2 separate regions of the Homo sapiens genome follow, and region 2 is linked to region 1. A link is an interaction called in ENCODE POLR2A ChIA-PET data of the cell type or tissue named here. Cell type or tissue: GM12878. All regions are shown on one strand.

Region 1 (2,500 bases):
CGTCTCTAAGAGGCGGGGAGAATCAGATCAGAAACAGAGTGTCATTTGCTCCACGTGGGCTTTAACTCTTCCATCTGCTTTAAGGACTGAGGAAGAAACTAGGTACAGGTGAAGAAAAAGAAGTTCGTTAAAACTGACTTGTTTCATAACCTTCTACAATAGCAGGCCTTGCAAGCCGTCTAGCACAGTGGCTTGCCCCTTGGATAATAAATAATCCACAATAGATGTTTTGTAGATGTAGTTCAAGGCCTGGTTTTAGAACCAGGCCACTCCCCCAAGGAAGAACAGCCTGGGATCCGAGATCCCTGGAAGGCCCATGGCCTTCGTGAGTGGTATGGGTGTGTGGAATCTTATTATGCGGCTCCTGCCCAGAGACTGAATGGAGGGACTCCTGAGACAGAGAGACCACCACACTGCCCTGAGACCTCAGTCCACAACGCAGTGCTGTAGAAATGCTGCCTTGAGACAGATATGGAAGGAAGGAGGAAAAACCCTGGTCTGTCCACCTGCCAACATCAGTAAGTCAGGGCAGCAAGACATCACCAGTCTGATTTGACTGCCCAGGAAATTTCACTAATCCTAAAGGTTATGGCTGCATGTCAGGATCAGGGGAAAACATTAAACACCTTTCTCATTAAATGGTTTAATGAAGCAGTGTTGGTGACAGATCTATTTTCCACAGTAATACTTGACAGCAATGACATCTGGTTAAGTAGCCTCATTGAAAATCCATAAAACAGTCATCTAGGAGGTACCATGTAGAGCCAAGTGCTCTTCAAGAGCACAGACCAACAGAGGGCTTTGGGGGTGGAAAATATCATTGCTCAGGGCCTGCTAAAGCCAAGCATATAGGAGACCTCCGATTCATGGGGAAGTGGTGTCATGTACTGAAAATCATTCTGAAGTGGATAGGAGGCTGGAGTCCTGGGTTCTAGCCTTGACTCGGTCTTGACTTGCTACATCCCCTGGTGCACATTACTTTTCTTTGTTCATCCAACTATAAAATGGATACCTGGGTTGTGGGCCTCACTGATGAGAAACAAATGAGGATCTTGTGCCCTGAGGCATAGCCTGATCTGACCCATTCTGTAGCTACTCATTCTCTGATGAGCCAAGAAGCAGAAAACAAAGTTACAAAACCAGGTTGCTAACAAATCAATATGAAATAGACGTGGCAGTGGCTGTATAAATGAGGAGGTGGGGCAAGTAATAGAAAGTGGTATGGACTATAACAAGCTGGAAAAGGCATGACTTGTCAAAAGGGGGCAGTCATTACTCCACCCGTTACATGTGGGCCCGAGTGTTTCCATTTTTCAAGACAAATTGGAAATTAATAGTTTTATTTGAAATCTGATTTTTTTTTTGAGACAGGGTATCAATCTGTCACCCAGGCTGGAGTTCAGTGGTGTGATTCCAGTTCACTGCAGCCTCAACCTCCCATACTCAAGTAATCCTTCTGCCTCAGCCTCCCCAGTAGCTGGGACTGTAGTAGTGTGCCACCACACCTGGTTAATTTTTGTATTTTTTGTAGAGACGGGTTTTTGCCATCTCGGATGCCCAGGCTGATCTTGAATCCTGGGCTCAAACAGTCTGCCCACCTTGGCCTCCCAAAGTGCTGCAATTAAAGGTGTGCGCCACCGCACCCGGCCTAAAATCTGATTTTTAAATGTTGGCCACTAATTACAACTTTAAGAAAATACTGGCTGGGTGCAGTGGCTCACACCTGTAATCCCAGCACTTTGGGAGGCTGAGACGGGTAGATCACGAGGTCAGGAGATTGAGACCATCCTGGCTAACACAGTGAATCCCCGTCGCTACTAAAAAATAGAAAAAATTAGCCAGGCATGCTGGTGGGCGCCTGTAGTCCCAACTACCCGGGAGGCTGAGGCAGGAGAATGGCGTGAACCTGGGAGGTGGAGCTTGCAGTGAGCTGAGATCGCGCCACTGCACTCCAGCCTGGGTGACAGAGCGAGACTCCGTCTCAAAAAAAAAAAAAAGAAAAAGAAAATACTGTGAACGTGCAAAAAAAACCAACCAAACAAACAAATAAAACAACCAAACCACACACACACACACACACACACACACACACAAAAAAAAAAAAAAAAAAAAAACAGAAAAGAAAATACTGCCGGGAATGGTGGCTCACGCCTATAATCCCAGCATTTTGGGAGGCCAAGGTGGGTGGATTGCTTGAGCTCAAGAGTTCGAGACCAGCCCGGGCAACATGGTGAAAACCCATCTCTACAAAAAATACAAAATTAGCTGGGCGTGGTAGTGCATGCATGCAGTCCCAGCTACTTGGGAGGCTGAGGTGGGAGAATTCACCTGAGCCTGGGAGGTCGAGACTGTAGGCTGCAGTGAGTGGCGATTGTACCACTGCACTCCAGTCTGGGTGACAGAGATTAAAAGAAAGAAAAGAAAAGGAGAAAGGAGAAAGAAAAAGAAAGGAACGGAACTATGCTGACTAAAAAAGACACATTTGCACACTGGATCAAAT
Region 2 (2,500 bases), 72 kb before region 1:
GTGCTGGGATTACAGGCGTTAGCCACCATGCCTGGCGTTTGTAAACTTTCTGACAAAATTTGGAGCCCATTGTTTCCATTGAATTGAAGAATAGAAGCTCCGTGAGGGCAGGAACATCATCTGCAGTGTTTCATTACTTTGTACTGCCAGTGCCTAGTCAGAGTCAGTAAATGTTTGCAGATGGGATGGACGACTGTATGAAAAAATTAATTAATTCTTAAAGAGGTTTGTAACCTAGTGGTCTAGAAAGAATAATATGAAAAAAGTGAGCAAAGTGCATACATACAATAATTGTACTCACACCAGGAAGTCAAAAAACATTTGTCTAACAGATGAATACACTGTAGCAGCCCATCTTGCTTCAGCCCTCACAGACCCACTTTGAAGCAGTGACAGGCAAGTGGCAAAAACAGCTTTGGGCACAAGGAGTAGGTACTGATGGAATTTTTTGCAGCTTGTGCATTCTTGGAAAGGAGGGAAAGTACCTCTTGCAGGACAATTTGGGATCTCTGTTGGAAGGTTTAACATGGGTCTCACCCCAGTTTCTCTAACTCCCAGGATTAAGGCATTTCACAGGATGGGGGGACTTTCAGTGCTAACACTGGGACAGTCCCAGGCAAACTGGGATGGTAGGTCACCCTAGCTAAGAGCTAAAGGAGGTGCTGTTGGTGGTGGGGGCGGCAGGGTAATGAAGCTAGGGGCTAGCTCAAAAGTGGAAACAGAACAGTCCCCACACTCCCATCTAAGCTCCCCTAGTCTTGCTGGTCCCACCTGATTCATCTTGTCAAAGTCCAACGAAGGCCGCAGACGCCGGGGGTCTTCCTCGTGGCGCCGCTTGACCCCAGTTTTGCGGGCATCCAGATCACAAGGCTGTGAGCGGCTTCGGGGAAGGTTGCGGAGACCTCGAGGTCGCCAGGGCAGCTCTGGGGAGGATGCGGGAGAGCTCCGGGCAGAGGGCAAGAAGCGGCTTGCCTGCGGGCCCAGACTGGGTGACAGGGAGAAGCGGCGCTGAGGTGGGCAAGGTGACAAGGACTCAGCATCACTCTCCCAGGAGCCACTTTGAGGGGAGGCGGCGCAGGGTCGAGAGGAATCTTGGGCCAGGGCCAGGCTGAAGAAAGGAGGGCTGTAGGGTCTGTGAGCTGGGGCACATTGAGAAGAGGCACTGGGAGCTTGGAGGAACCTGAGGCTGGAGACCCGCTTTGGGGGGCTCTGGTGAGGCACCTGCGGCCCACCCCCTCCACCACTGCCCCGGTGCTTTATGGGAGTCCACAGCTTGGAGGGGGCGGGCCGCCACACCGGCTGCCAGCGAGACAGGTCCACGGGCACTGAGAGTGAGCGGCAGTGCCTCTTGGATGGAGGGGCAGGGGGCACAGGAAGCTTCTCTGGATCTGGGGGCTCAGGTCTTAGGACTTGGGAGAAGGGCTGCTCCTTGGGGGAGTTTCCCCGACTGGGTGGTCTGAGGTGCAGGCTCAGGCCTGAGGGATGGTAGCTGAAGTTGAGGCTGTCCTGGAACTCAGCACAGGAACAGTGGGGCAGGCCCCTCCAGGAAGCACCTTCTGGAAGGCATTTATAATAAGAATAATATTAATGATAGCTTACATTTTTTAAGAACTTACCATTTGCCACATAATGTATGGAGCATTTTATGTGAAAATTTCCAAAAACCTTATGAGGTAGGTAGTATCGTTATCATTATCCCCATTTCACAGATAAGAGAAATTCAATAACTTTCCCAAAATCACATAGCACTCAAAAGACCAAAGGAGGATTCAAATCCAGGTCTGTCTGATGCGAAGGCTAGGTTTTTAAACCACTATGCTCTATTGCCTCCATTGTGACCAACTACCTGGAATCAAAAACATTTCATCTACTGCCTGCCACTCCCTCTCAAAGGTAAAAGAAGTCAAGAGAAACAAACACGTTTGTGAGTGTCCTGCTCATCTCTCCCTCGCCCCTCCCCCACGCTTGCCCTGGATGCTGAAAAGCAGGCCTATGCTCTTCTTTCTCGGCCTTTCCTCCTCTCATGTGTCAACAGCACCAAGTCAGGAGTTAGGACTGCCAAGAAGTAAGAGGTAATCAGGCAGGTAAGAGATCACTTTTATTCCTAGGGAGGGCAAACAGGGTGGGGAAGGCCTTTGACAGTGAAACCTGGGCTTGGGAAACCCTGACTTTGTGCTGCTCATCTTCGTTTCTGTCTGGCCACCCACATATTCCGATTCCCTTCCCCTAGGCCTTCTCTTAAATCCAAACAGATGGAGGGACCAAGAGAAGGAAGGGAAAATGGACTAAAAGAAACAATCCTCACTCACTGTATTCCAACCAAAATTGTGACTTTTGGGAGACGGCTCATTAAGGGACAAAGGGCCTAATCCAAACTCCTCTGGCTAGCTGGCTGGAATTCTGCAGGGGCTGGATATTTGGGGCAAACGACAAGTATACGAAGTCAGACTTGATGGTGGCAAAATTCATACTGAGTGTATTTGGTCTATAGTTCTTCCCT

What was found. ChIA-PET counts read pairs that join two places held together with the same protein. Peaks named below come from ENCODE experiments on the same cell type or tissue, not always from the same donor. Only the 100,000 strongest peaks of a DNase experiment are listed, where the experiment ranks them.
Region 2: POLR2A ChIA-PET joins it to region 1 with 5 read pairs; 7 of 35 experiments call an interaction of 5 or more read pairs at or near these places.

What each region holds. Positions count from the first base shown.
Region 1 is chr5:138,271,507-138,274,006 of GRCh38, reverse strand. All of the region lies in intron 1 of GFRA3 (GDNF family receptor alpha 3), which reads left to right. Among named protein-coding and RNA genes, the nearest start is that of GFRA3, 1.9 kb to the left of the region's middle. In GM12878, no CTCF peak of the experiment used is centred here; no DNase peak of the experiment used is centred here; H3K27me3 peaks cover 128 bases.
Region 2 is chr5:138,343,881-138,346,380 of GRCh38, reverse strand. It overlaps FAM53C (family with sequence similarity 53 member C), which reads right to left. Exons shown (of 5, transcript NM_016605.3): 4 at 772-1,556. Among named protein-coding and RNA genes, the nearest start is that of FAM53C, 6.9 kb to the right of the region's middle. In GM12878, no CTCF peak of the experiment used is centred here; no DNase peak of the experiment used is centred here.